2 separate regions of the Homo sapiens genome follow, and region 1 is linked to region 2. Evidence: chromatin contacts called from ENCODE Hi-C or POLR2A ChIA-PET data. All regions are on one chromosome and are shown on one strand. Each heading gives the region's core, a stretch centred on a gene start or an enhancer-like site at or near the end of the contact. The rest is flanking DNA. Distances are from core to core; before and after follow the strand shown.

The links. Hi-C counts contacts between places; a loop is a spot of excess contacts on that map. ChIA-PET counts read pairs that join two places held with the same protein, here RNA polymerase II (POLR2A). Pooled maps may share reads with other maps.
Region 1: a map of aorta shows a loop between it and region 2 (2.0-fold over the local background). The contact joins two enhancer-like sites. A Hi-C loop is called at or near these places in 2 of 168 maps with a recorded cell type or tissue (aorta and prostate gland) and 7 of 50 pooled maps. POLR2A ChIA-PET finds 5 or more read pairs at or near these places in 2 of 52 experiments (A549 and SK-N-SH).

What each region holds. Positions count from the first base shown.
Region 1 is chr1:228,265,893-228,272,289 of GRCh38, reverse strand. It overlaps OBSCN (obscurin, cytoskeletal calmodulin and titin-interacting RhoGEF), which reads right to left. Exons shown (of 116, transcript NM_001386125.1): 19 at 3,485-3,760; 20 at 69-365. It overlaps LOC124904535 (a long non-coding RNA gene), which reads left to right. Exons shown (of 3, transcript XR_007066916.1): 3 at 3,085-5,949. Among named protein-coding and RNA genes, the nearest start is that of OBSCN-AS1, 55 kb to the right of the region's middle. Within about 2 kb of position 3,154, at least 4 of the 41 ENCODE cell types and tissues checked have a DNase peak (open chromatin) inside an H3K27ac peak, as active enhancers do.
Region 2 is chr1:228,373,861-228,380,800 of GRCh38, reverse strand. OBSCN (obscurin, cytoskeletal calmodulin and titin-interacting RhoGEF) reads right to left here. Exons shown (of 116, transcript NM_001386125.1): 106 at 6,789-6,869; 107 at 6,377-6,487; 108 at 6,049-6,216; 109 at 4,977-5,099; 110 at 4,623-4,793; 111 at 3,927-4,008; 112 at 3,510-3,749; 113 at 3,089-3,312; 114 at 2,795-2,870; 115 at 2,381-2,530; 116 at 1,925-2,183. The coding sequence ends at 2,006. Among named protein-coding and RNA genes, the nearest start is that of TRIM11-AS1, 17 kb to the left of the region's middle. RefSeq lists an enhancer at 2,134-2,203. Within about 2 kb of position 2,105, at least 19 of the 41 ENCODE cell types and tissues checked have a DNase peak (open chromatin) inside an H3K27ac peak, as active enhancers do.

The sequences.
Region 1 (6,397 bases), core at 1,905-4,404, 110 kb after region 2:
AACATGCCCTTGTAGTTTCACACCCGACACTCAGCATCACCTCCATTTTGCCTAACCCTGGCACCCACCAGCCACATGCAGATGGAAGGAGAGCCGCTGGCCCCCAGCCTCGCAGCTGTACTCCCCGGCGTCCGCCTGGCCTGCCTCCTGCACCACCAGCCTCCGTGTGCAGCCCACGGCCTCCACACGCATTTTCGAGCTGGAGCTCAGCTTCTTCCCGTCCTTGTACCACATAACCTCCGTCTGGGCTTGGGCCACCTCGCAGCTCAGCATGGTGCTGGTCCCTGCCTCAGCCTGCACCTCCCTGTGCACCGGCTGATCCTTGGCAAACACCACCTGCTCCTTGGCAAACACCGCCTTGGGCTCTGGGGATGGACAAGGAAGGACATACGAGGTCAAAGATACAGCCTAGGTCAGGAAGACCACCCTAGGATAGGAGGGCCTGGATGAGGAAGTAGGAGAAACAGAACCTTCCCCAGGCTCTGCACTGGCTGCGTGGCCAGGAGAAGTCCTGCCACCTCCCAGCGCAAGAATCACAGTTTGTCTATCCACTGTGCACGGCGCCATGGGCTATCACAGGTGGGGCAGCTATGACAAACCCTCCATGCATGAGCTCCTCCAGGGCAGGGACTAGGGTACCTGCACATGCGGCTCTTCTTCAAGCATGTATGGAGCTTTAAATCCACTTGTCATTTTTCAACCTTGCATCCCCCAAAACCACATTTGTTTGGATTTTGATTGAGACTGAACGTCTTTCATTCTTCCATGGCTTCTATCCACTTTAGATCTTTACTGTCTCTCAAAAGTGTTTCATAGCTTCCCCCACAGAACCTCTCGACATCTTTTATTAGACTGGGATCATAAACATGATGCCTTTGAGGCGTCTGTCAATCTTTTACGTTTTCATTTTCCAACTGCTTGCTGCTAGTCTACATGTACGGAAGTTTCTTCACACAGATCTTGCAAGGGTTGATCTTTCTCAACTCTCTAATAATTTATCTTCTAGGTAAACCGTATATTCTGTCAATTCACTTTTTTCTAACTTTTACACCTTTCGTTTTACTTTCCTCCTAACTGTGCCATCCAATGCTGGATGGAAGTGTTGACCACTGGCTTCCTCATGCTGTCCCCTGGCTCAGAGGCAAAGCTTACAAAGTCTCCCTTTGTGATTTTTGTGTAATACCCTGTGTCAAATTAGGAAAAAAAAACTTTTATTTATACTTTGTTAAGAATTTTATGGCATGATGGATGCTAAATTTTGCCAGACATTTCTTCTGAATATATGAGGTTAAATTTTTATCAAATATGGTACTTTATTCTGAGTTTAAGATAATTACATTGTTTTCAAATTTCAATCACATATCATGATTTTCTAATGTTTTTAACATGAAAGCAGCCCTCATTCCTAGACTATGAATTTCATCATCCTGTATGATTGTCTTGATGTATTGCTGAATTCAGTTTACTAATGTTTTGTTTAAAAAATTGGCCATGATATCCATAATTCTTTGATCTACAATGTGCAAACTTCCTATCTTCTGGCCAGATTTTAGTCATGGCATTAAGCTATCTGCATATAATGAGTTAGAGGGTATATCTTCCTTTTTCCATTCTCCAGAAGAATTTCCATGAACATGGAAGAATTTCTGGCCAGAACGTTTGGAAGAATTTCTCAGTAGGGCCACATGTTTGATGAGAAGATTTTTCGCTACCGGTTCTAGTTTTTACTAGGTTGTAGTAACTGAGATAACTTCAGTAACAGTAGATAACTGCATATAGGTTATCTATTTCTTAAGTCTGTTTTTGGTTTCTAGAAATTATATAATTTGTTAACACTTTTCAAATTTACTTGCAGTGAGTATTTTTGGTATCTACACATTTGTAAACCATTTTAGATATATATAACACCAACTGTTATGTGGTGGCACTCAGGGCTCAGGGTTGGAGTTTGAAGTTAAACTCTCCTAACAAACAATAGGAAAGTAAAGGTCATTCTCAGACTTCCTATGAATCAGCTGGAGAGGGGGCAGGCACAGGACTCATCAAGGAAACAGGATGATGTAAATATGGCTTCCCCAGTCAGCGACTGCTACCACCATAACTTAATTCTACCAGTGTGTCACTGTGCCATAAGCTACTTATTCCTTTTTTTTTTTTTTTTTTTTTTTGGTGTAAAGAAAAAACACAGCTTTATTGGCTCTCAGGAGACAAAACAAACAGAACAAGATATTCATATTAATGCAAACAATGCAACAAATGAGGGGAAGAATCGCCCGGCTGAAGCGAGGCCCGGCGCGGCCGCGGCCGGGGGGCTGAGAAGGGCCTGGGTGCCTGTCGCCCGGGAGCCGAGGTTTCCCGGCCTCCCCTGACCCCGGGCGCCAAGAGCAGTCGGTCCCCCCGGCCTCCCGCCGGCAAAGGGGCCCTGGGGCCCAGGCGTGCGGCCCCTGCGTGGCGGCAGGCGGCCCAGGCCACGCCGGCGCCTAGAGAAGGCCTCCAGTCCAGGCCTCATGGAAGGGCCTGCCTCGCGCGGCCCCTCAACACCCCACAGTGTGGCACTGGAAGGGACCTAAAAACCCACCTGGCTTTCTCCTTTCCCCTTCCCCACGCTTCCCAGGGCCCAATGCCCGCATCTCAGTTTCGCTTTCCGGCAGGGTCAGGGGTGAGAGGGAGGAATTCTCAGGTGTCACCTCCTCACCCGCCTGGAGGCGGAGGCTAGAAACACCAGCTACTTATTCCTATCACTTTTAAATCTATCCAAATTCCAAGGGGAATTCAGACACAGAACATTCTAACAGAATGCAAAAGGAAAGTGAGATTGGCTTCCGAAATGGAATTCCAACGTCACGTGTGCGCACCTGCCAATGTGCTGCTCTTTACTCGTTTTGCACACACTAACGCTGTGGATCTGGGTTTTAGTCAGGGCTCTGACAGGGCTTCTACATCCACAGGGAAGGACAGAAGTGTGTCCCAGAACACTGAAAACTTTGGGAACCCAGTGTTCAGTGTTGATATAATTCCAAATAAGACTGTGTGGCTGGAATTTCCCTACACCCTGACTCAACGAATTAAAATCTCTTTCCACAGGGAGAGCCCTCACATGGGGCCAGATGAGGCCGTGCAGGGACTGCAGGAGTATCCCCGAGGGAGGGACGTCTGGCTTACCGCCATCTCATGCATTAGATAGGACCAGAGTCCTGGACACCTCGGGACATCGGTAGTTTGGAGAAGGTACTGGGAAAATGTGACCCAGCATGTCTGCACAGAAACACCACCCAACATGGACAAGGAGGGCCCTGACCCTTCCGTTCACTCCCTTCCCCACTAAGCAGCCCAGCTCCACCACAGGCATAAAAATAGGAGGTGAGAGGATGGGAGAAGTTGAGGGATGGAGTCTAATGGAAAGCCCACTGGGTCAGCAGTGGTTCTACTCCAGTCACAGCAGCAGCTACAAACAGGGCTCACTCAGCATCCCCAAAGCACTGACCTGCCACCTGCAGGCGGAAGGAGAGCTGCTGACCCCCTGCCTCGCAGCTGTACTCCCCGGCCTCTGCCTGGCCCGCCTGCTGCACCACCAGCCTCCGTGTGCAGCCCACGGCCTCCACGCGCACTTTCGAGCTGGAACTCAGCTTCTTCCCATCCTTGTACCACGTCACCTCTGTCTGGGCCTGGGCCACCTCGCAGCTCAGCGTGGCACTGGCCCCCGCCTCAGCCTGCACCTCCCTGTGTGCTGGCTGCTCCTTGGCAAACACCACCTTGGGCTCTGGGGATGGACAAGGAGGGACACACGAGGTCAAAGATACTGCCCAGGTCAGGAAGACCACCCTAGGGTAGGAGGGCCTAGACAAGAAAGTAGGAGAAACAGAACCTTCCCAAGCTTGGCACTGGCCATGTAGCTGGGAGAAGCCCCACCACCTCCCAGCACAAGAATCACAGTTTCTCCATCCACTGTGCAGTGCCATGGGCTATTCCAGGCGGGGCAGTTGTGACAAACCCTCCGTGCACGAGCTCCTCCAGTGCAGGGACTGGGTTCCTAATGCTTACACAGCTCCCTTCAAGGATATGCTAGGGTCTCCCCATGGGACTGGGCAGGGCGTGTCCTCACTGCAGGGCCCCAGAGTACTGAGGCTTCCAGTCCTGCCACTGTCAGGAGGGTCAGCGTTGGCCTCTGCGGGGAAGGCCTGGGCTTTGTCATGCATTGCCTGGTGACATGCAAGGTGGAGCCCTTTCCACCACTTCTGGCCATTACGTCAGCTCTTCTGGGGTGTCGCTCTTCAGGCTTCTGTCCAATTTTCAGTAGCCTTTTCTGTCTTTTCCTTCCTTATTTTTAGGAACTCTTTATATATTTTAAATGCTAGCAAATGATAACTGTGTATTTGTAAACATCTTACCCATGTCCTTGACCGGCCTTTTCGCTCTCAAATGATGTCTTGACAAATTAAAGTTTTAGTTTTAATGTAGTTAAATATACCATTGTTCCACTGTTTAGTTTTAAGAAATCTTTCCTTTCCCTGAAGTTTTTAGCAATCTATGTTAGCATCTAGAGGCTTTATGGTTTTACCTTTTATACTCTGTGGCCTCTAACCTTCCTGGAACTCACTTTTCAGTGTGAAATAAGTTACTAGTCTAAATTTTTGTAAGGTTAAACAATCAAAGAACTATTTTTTTTTTAGAAGATCATCCTTTCTCCACTGCCTGTGCAGGTGTGAAGGTTAAAAAAAAAACACACAAAACACACACACACAAAAAAAACAAGAAGCAATAAAAGGGAGAATCCATGTATTTGGGTCTGATCATGAGCTCACGATTCTGTCCCTTTGGTCTGACAACTGTCCTTGTGTTGTGCCTGGCTGTCTCCATTCCTGCAGCTGAATGTTCTTGATATCTGGTAGACAAATGCTCACAAGTGGCTCTTCAAGAGTGTGTTACTCCACTTGGCCTTCAGAATCTGCTTCTCAACGTTCACCTCCCCAAAGAGAAACATTTGCTTGGGTTTTGACTGGGCATTAACATATTTGAGTCTTCCATGGGTTTCTATTTATTTAGGTCTTCTTACTGTCTGTCAAAAATGTTTCACAATGGCCAGGCACAGTGGCTCACACCTGTAATCCCAGCACTTTGGGAGGCTGAGGTGGGAGGATTGCTTGAGGTCAGGAGTTTGAGCCCAGCCTGGGCGAAATAGTGAGACCCTGTCGCTACCAAAAAAATTCCTTAAAAAATTAGCTAGGCATGGTGGTGCACGCCTGTATTCTCATCAAGTCAGGAGGCCGAGGTGGGAGGATCTCTTGAGCCCAGGAGGTTGAGGCTGCAGTGAGCCATGATTGCACGACTGAACTCCACTCTGGGTGACAGAGTGAGATCCTGACTCAACAACAAAAATATCTGACAATTTTCCTCCACTGAGGTATCAGACATCTTTACTATACTTGATGCTTTTCACGCTCTTGTAAATCTTTTAAAATTTCATTTTACAACTGTGTTGCTAGTGTGTGTGTGTATGCGTATATACATACATACATATATATGTGTATTCTGCATGTTGAATTTCTATGTGATGTTTCTCAACTCTCATATTATTTGTTATAACTTATTATTTATCTTATTATTTATCTATCTTTTGGATTTTCTGAATTGATACTCATATAATCTGTGAATCCCACTTATGTTTTTCTCCAAGTGTTATACCTTTTCTTTTCTTTTCCTCCTTTCTCTGCTGTACAGTGCTGAATGGAAGTTGGGATGGTTGGCTTCTACGTGCTGATTCCTATCTCAAAGGCAAAGCTTTCAAGGTTCTCTTTAAATATGCAGTTACCTGGTGTTTTCTGCAGTACCACTGACCAGATTAAAGAACGATACTTTATAATTTGTTAAGAATTTCATGGCATGAATTGATGCTGAATTTTATCAAATATTACCTCTGAACTTTAATATTAAATTTAATCAAACATTGTATTCTGTATTTATTGAGATCACATAATTTTTTCATTGCATCCAATTCCATCATCCTTTATATAGATGCACTTGTTTCTAAAACTAAACCAGCCTTGCATTCTGGGACTACATCCTTCCTTAGAGGGTCTTATCCTCTTGATAGATAGCTAAATTCAGTTGCTAATATTTTGCCTTGATATCCATAATAGATTGGTCTAAAATTTTAATCCTTGTTAACATTCCTTGTCATATTTTGATATCCATATTATATTTCTTATTTTTCTTTTTTTTTCTTTTTTGAGACAAGAGTCTCAATCTGTTGACCTAGCTGGAGTGCAGTGGTGCCATCATAGTTCACTATAACCTCAACCTCCTGGGCTCAAGCAGTCCTCCCACCTCAGCCTCCCAAGTAGCTAGGACTTACAGGCACCCACTACAACACCCAGCTAATTTTTTAATTGTTTTTTAG
Region 2 (6,940 bases), core at 856-3,355:
GGCCTTGGCAAGTTGCCCCCAGTTTATTACCATTAAGTTGCACCTGCTTTTTGTCTAAGCATATTTTTACATGACTGTTCATTCTTCATCAAACCCAAGCATAAAAAATAGACAGATTTGCCTGTTTCTTTGGGTTTTTGTTTCTGAAGGCTCACTTGTCACATAAAACCTTTTGTTAAATAGATGTGTGTCATGCTTTATCTTATTAACCTGTCTTTGTGATTGGGGCCATACGTGCAAGGTTCATCCATGCGCCTTGCAATGGGTGAGGAAAAGATACTACCTTCCCCCCCACCCCGCCCTGACATCAGTGTCCTGGGAAAGTGAGTGCACGGTGCCTGTACCCTTTGTGATGCATTGAGTGGTGACATGCTGACTCTCAGGAGGTCGTAAAGGAGGAGGAAGGTAAAGTCAGAGGCAGTGTGGGGGCAGAGGGAGTGAGGGCAGTCAGTTCAAGTTAGAAGATGTTTGTTTTCTTTTTAGAGACAGGGTCTTGCTCTGTGGTCCAGGCTAGAGTGCAGTGGCACAATCACAGCTCACTGCAGCCTTGACCTCTGGGCTCACCTCCCGAGTAGCTGGTACCATGCTGGTGGCATGCACCACCATGCCAAGCTAATTTTTTATTTTTTGTAGAGACAAGAGTCTCCCTATTATTGCCCAGGCTTGTCTTGAACTCCTGGGCTCCAGTGATCCTCCTACCTCAGCCTCCCAAAGTGCTGGGATTACAGGTGTGAGCCACTGTGCCTGGCCGATGCTTGGATTTTGATTCAAAGTGTCCTGGGCTCAGTAAGATTTCAGGGGAGGTGTTCAGCATTTGGACATTGCAGAATGGACCCATCAGCATGTGGTCGTCATTGGGCCCCTGAGATGAGCTGAGAATCAGGAGGGTAGAGACTGCTGTCTACACCCTGCAGCCCCAGCCCCCCAGGAACGAAGCTGTCGTCCAACGTCAGCCTTGTTGCTGGGGACAGTGGAGATCATATCCCCACCCCGGGAACCCTGGGGCTGCTCGAGAAGAGGATGCTATGAAGAGCTGACTGTTTTGGTGATTAAAAGGAGTGTTTAAAACAACCGGGCCTCATTCTGGGTTGCATGCTGTCAGAGAGAGCCAGGACAACTCCATCACTGGATGTCCCCATAAATCTAAGCTGGCCAGGAATCAGCATGACCCATTTTAGCCAAGAGGGGTCGGTTAGCCTCCTCTCCATCTATGCTTAGACATAGGTATGAGGGGCCTGGCCTTGTGTCTGAGGGACCTCTGCAAAAGGTTTTATGTGCAAGAGGAGAAGGCCCTCCCTGCCAGCTCCCAGGTCTCCTGGGCTGCACCTATCTCAAGTTCCCTTTCCCACGTCAAAGAATAGGAGAAAGGACATTCAGCAGCGTTTGAGAGACAACGCGCGCACCCCACGGCCCAGGCTTCCTGCACTCCTGGCAAGGGGCAGGGCGGGGCTCGGCCAGCGTAGTCATTGCCCATGGAATCTCAAACACTGGGTTGCTTTTCACCGAGGCCACGCGCCAGCGACTCTGAAGCCTCCTCTCCTCCAGCGGATCGTGGCCCGCGGCTTCTCGCCCTCGCTTGCACGCTTTGCCCAAGAACTCTTCCCGGGGCAGAGAAGTTGTGGAAACAAGCGGCTGGCCCGACGGCGGAGAAAGCGGGCTGCGGGGCTGCAGGTCAGCGTGATGGAAGAGAGGAAGGCGCACGGCGGGTGGAATAAACGCGCATGGGTGTGAGGACGGAGACGCCCCGAGGGGCTGAACGCGCGGAGCATCGGAGTGAGGGAGCGACCCCTAAGGACGCCTTCTAAGGGGCTCACAGGCCCAAACACAGCGGGGCAGCCTGATCGGCGCCCCAGCCAGAAAGGCGGGGACAGAGCCCTCACTCCCTCTCCTCCCCAAAAGAAAATAATGCAACGAGACGGAAGACTTCTCGCCCGGCTGTGCGTTTTTATTGGCGCGTCTGCAGCGACCCCCAGCGGGGAGACCAAGGGTGTGGCCGGGGCGACCCTCAGCGCACCTGGGCCAGGTTGTGCCTCTTGTACAGCAGCGCGCGTCTCTTCTCGCGATTGCGCACGAAGACGCGCAGCCGCGCGGTAGGGAAGGTCACGGGCGCGGGCCGCGAACAGGCCGGGCCCTCCTCTGTTAGCCACGGGCACTGCAGGCAGCTGGACGCGCAGGGCCGGCCCCTGGGACGGACATAGGCTCAGCACGTGGCCCAGCGGCGGGAGGGGTGTGGGGAAGGCAAGTGGAAAAGGGGAGAGGGGGAAGGGAGAGTACCGAGGGGAAAGGGAGTGGGGGGGCGGGGCGGGGCGGGACGGAAGGAGGAGGGGGCGGGACGGGAGGAGGGGGCGGGGAGAAGGAGGAGGAGAGGGGCGCGCCTTACCAGGGCTGGGCGCACAGAGTGCTGCGCAGGAAGGCCACGGCGCCCCCGGACAGCCCCGCGTAGCAGCGGCTCAGCCGGACCAGCCCCTTGCGCAGTCCTCTCTGCAGGTCGCGTGCACCCTCGCTGCTCACCGGGTACTCGGCGCTCAGCCTGCGCAGGTGGCGGGTGCACGGGCCCTGAGGTCACCCTCCTTGGGTAGACCAGGGCGGAGGGGGAGGGGATGCAGGAGCACTGAGGTCACCCTCGGGTGGCCGGTGCAGGGGCCGTGAGGTCATCCTCGGGTGGACGAGGGTGCAGGGGCCGTGAGGTCACCCTCAGGTGGACGGGGGTGCAGGGGCCCTGAGGTCACCCTCGGGTGGAGGGGGGAGACTGCCCCGCCCACCTAGCAACCCCCAGACAGGTTGGAGGACTCACATGATGAAGGCTGTCACACCGATGGCCCAGATGTCTGTCTGTGGAACAGCCCCCTGGCCCTCCAGGAGCTCTGGAGCTGGGAGGGGCACATGTGGTTGGGCTCAGGTGGAGGGACACAGGTGGTGGGCATGAGTGAGTGGTCCCAGGTGGGATAGGTGGGGCACAGGTGTGTGGGCCAGGTGTGTGGCTGAGTGGGTGGCAGTGGAGCTGGGAGAGAGGACAGCACTGGAGGAGAGGGGGCTTCTTCCTGCCCCCCGCCCCAGGTGAGGTCCCCCCAACTGTCCACACACGCACCCATGGTCTCTAGGTAGTCCTTGAACTTGTCTGAGGGCAGCACCTTCTCCTGGCTGAGGCTCTGTGCATTGCCCAGGTCCACGACCTTGAGCAGGTTGTATTCGGTGATGATCATGTTCTCGGACCTCAGGTCCAGGTGCAGGATGTGCTGGTTGTGCAGGTACTGGGTGGCACTCAACATCTGCCACAGGTAGTCCTTCACCTCGGATTCTGAGTAGGAGGCCCTGGGGGGCAGAAGCTGCTCAGCCCAGGCTCCGGGGTGGGGGCCACCAGGGCCAGGGCTGAGACTACTCCCCGTGGACTGGGAGGGGCACTGGCTGTGCAGAGGGGCCTGGTCCTCCAGCCCCACCCCAGAGGCCTGGGTCCATCAGTCCATCAGTCCGTCCATCAGCTCAACCACACCACCCCAGGCCACCCTCACCTCTCGGCCAGGCAGGGGAGCAGCTCGGGCCCAGAGCACAGCTCCAAGATGAGCACCAGGTGCCGGGGGCTGAGGTAGGCTGCGTGCAGCTGGGCCAGGTGCGGGTGGCGCAGGCCCTTGAGGGCCTCGTATTCGCGCAGCACTGCTGTCTTGTCCTTGGGGTGGTAGGGGATGATCTTGGCGGCCAGCGCCCGCCCGCTGGCCTTCTCCCAGCATTGCCGCACCACGCTGAAGCGGCCCCTGCTCAAGGGGACAGCGGTCAGGCTGGTGGGTGGTCCCCTCCCATTCCCCGATTCCCAACACTCAGAGCAGCAGGAGCCCAGTTCAGCGAGATGGTGGGTGTGGGGGCATGGGTGGTCAACAAGGGGGGGTCCAGGCCCTGGCCCCACCCGCCTGCAGCCCCCCAGGCCACTGCACCTCTGGATCTGTGTCTGGAATGCGAAGGTCTTTGTGCTGGGCAGGGGTTGGGCTGACCGCCCCTGGCTCTCCTCCTCAGAGGCTGTGGGAGGAGGGGCAGATGATAAGAGGGGGTGAAGAGGGCATCCCCACAGCCCCAGCTCTCCCCACGTCTCCCATCACCCCTTCCCAGGCACCTTGACAGCTGGGACTTTGAGTTACGCACTCCCACCTCTTGTTCCTCAGGTTCTGGGGGTATGGGGACAGGGAGGGGGTACAGCAAGCAGTGAGAGGCAACCTGAGTGAGGGTGTGTGTGAGGGCTGCAGGGGCATTTGAGAATGGACCACCCATAGCAATCATGCCCTCTCTTCCTCCCTTGAGCCCAGGGCAGACATTACTAATCAACCCTAGCATTCCTCCACCAAAGCTAGAGGCAGCACAGGCCAGTCACTACCAACTCTCACTACCAACACTCAGAATGAAGCAGAATGGACTTGTGTGCTCGTCAATGAGTGCATGGGAGTGTAGGTGAGTGAAGGGGGGGCCTGGGGGTGAGGCGGCCCCTAAAGTGTGTAGGCCTCGAATGCCAAGCCCAGGAGCAGCTGTCTCCCCAGAAGGAAGTGGACAGCTATGGAGACCCTGCACAGGAGGGAGCGTAATCTGGGTCTTCTAGCTGCTGTTCCCACCCTCCAAGCCCCGAGTGTGGTGTGGCTCACCCAGGTGGCTGGGCCCTCCCAGGAGGACTTGCTCCGAGGGGCTGCTGTAGGGACCCATTCCTGCCTTGCTGACACATGCCGTGCGGAAGGTGTAGGTGCCACCCCGGGAGAGCTTGCTGGTCAGGTAGCAGCAGTCAAAGATGTCGGAGGCCAGTGTGGTCCAGCTGCCGCCTGGCCACACAGGAGCACGTGAGGGGCCACTGAGGCCTCCACACACCACGTCAGTGGGGGTGGAGAAACCCTTCCCTGAGGCCACCCATGGGAACACAGCAGGCCAGGCATCTCCCCAAGGGCCCCTAGACATGGCTCCCGGGAGGGGTGGCCGGAGCCTCGGGTACAGGGGCCACCTCATACCTTCTAGGCTGCACTGCACAATGTAGGTCACAGGGCCGTAGGATTCCACGGGCTTCCAGACCAGCAGCACCCCATCCGCGTACACCTCCCCGATATCCGGGCATGGCGAAGATGAGGGGCGCTCTGCAAGGCACTGCCCAATGGTCAGTGACTCCAGGGTGGGCACCCAGCCTCCAGGGGCCAATATCTGGCTGGCGCCTGCCTCACCCTGGCAGCCACCAGGGCTCTGGAGCCCACCCTCCCTGGTCCTGTTCATTCAGGGTCCAGTCACAGTGAGGAATGGTAGGAGGGGCCTCTCCTGGCGAGGGGCTGGGGAGGTGTCTGCCCTGCCAGATCCCACTCCTGGGCTGGCCCATCCACCTGGGTGTGACCAGAACCCTGTGCAGGGGCCGAGCCTCTGGTCAGAAGGGCCCTTGGTGGGGCTGCTGGGCTTCACTGGGTTGCCCTGCACAGGTTCAAGCAGGCCGGCCCACTCTGGGCATTGGGCCAGGGGTCCCAGAGCTAGGCCTGTAGCCCCCATCCTGACCACCTCAGAAACACGCCCCAGGGAACTGTGTTGTGCTTGTAACTCGACTTTGATTGAGGCATGGAACGGGAAGCAGCCCACTCCTGCATAGGCTGGAGGGATGGGCATGGAAGGAACGTGGGAAGATGGTGCAATGGGTCATGCGCCCGAGAAACTCAGTTCTCCCGGCAAGTGGCCAATGGGATGGGCTTTCTCCCTGGCAGGGAGCGTGGATGAACAGGCTTCCTTCCAAGCCCTGTAACGTCAGCAGCTGCGTCCGGCCATCCTTCCCAAGGCTGGTTGTTTCTGCTGGGACCAGCTCAGGGCCTCCTGCCAGCCCAAGGCAGCCTGGGCGGTCAGAACTCTGTGTTGACCTTCTCAGGCCTCCTGCAGCCCTGGCCATGTGTGGTGCCTGGCCCCATAGGGATGTGGGCTGCTCAGGGTCAGGGAGCGGATGCCTCAGCGGCCAATGCACGGGCCCGGAAGCATTCCACGCAGGATGAGGCTTCCCAGCAGCCCCAGCCCAGCCTCCCTGGCCTGGTGGGACCCCCAGTGTGGCCCACGTACCTGCCTTCCGGAGGACGCCCGTGGTGGTCACTGTCCCCAGCGCATTGCTCACGCTGCAGGTGTACACACCCAGGTCCTCAGCCACCACCACCAGGATGGTCAGAAGCTGGAAGTTCTTGAGGGTGGCAGAGATGAGGACACGGCTGCTGCTCTCCAGGGGGGCTCCGTCTGCAAAAGGACAGAGCAAGCCTCATGCCACAGCCAGGCCTCACACCTCTCCCTGGGCCTCAGTTTTCCTCCAGACAGCGAGGCATCCCGTGGGGCCAGCTCACAGGATGGCCACTCACCCGATTTCACACAGCCCCCAGCCCCTGGGACAGCTTCTTACCTTTGCTCCAGGTGGCCTGGGCAGCTGGCTGGGCTGACACCTGGCAGGCCAGTGTCACTGACTGGCCCAGGACCACAGTCTCATCTGAGAGCTCCCTTAGGAATGTCGGCGCTGAGGAGGGAGGGTGAGGTCAGCCTTCAGGGGTGACCTCCAGGCCCCAGAGCATGGCCTGGACCCTGGAGACACCAGGAGGAGCCCTGCCCCACCACTGCCAACTCCCCAGCCTGGCCCATCTGTACCACCATCACCTCCTCCAGGAAGTCCTCCAAGACTGCTCAGTTCACTACACCCACCAGGACCCCTCATCTGTTCCCGCACCCATGTGAGTGCAAGCTTGCTCCCCACCGGTCTGGCCACGCTGGTGGGACCCTGAGAGGCAGTGGGGCCTGGTCTCTGTGTTGGGCCTGCTCACCTCGGTCCCAGCTCTTCAGACCTGAGAGCCGGAAGGAAGCAAGGCCTGGCTTCTTCCTGGGGGGCCCCTCCTTCTCCAGACCTGCAGGAGGAAGAGGGCCAGTGAAGGTCATGGTCAGGAGGCCTGGCCCCTCTGGGTAGTACCAGCTGCCT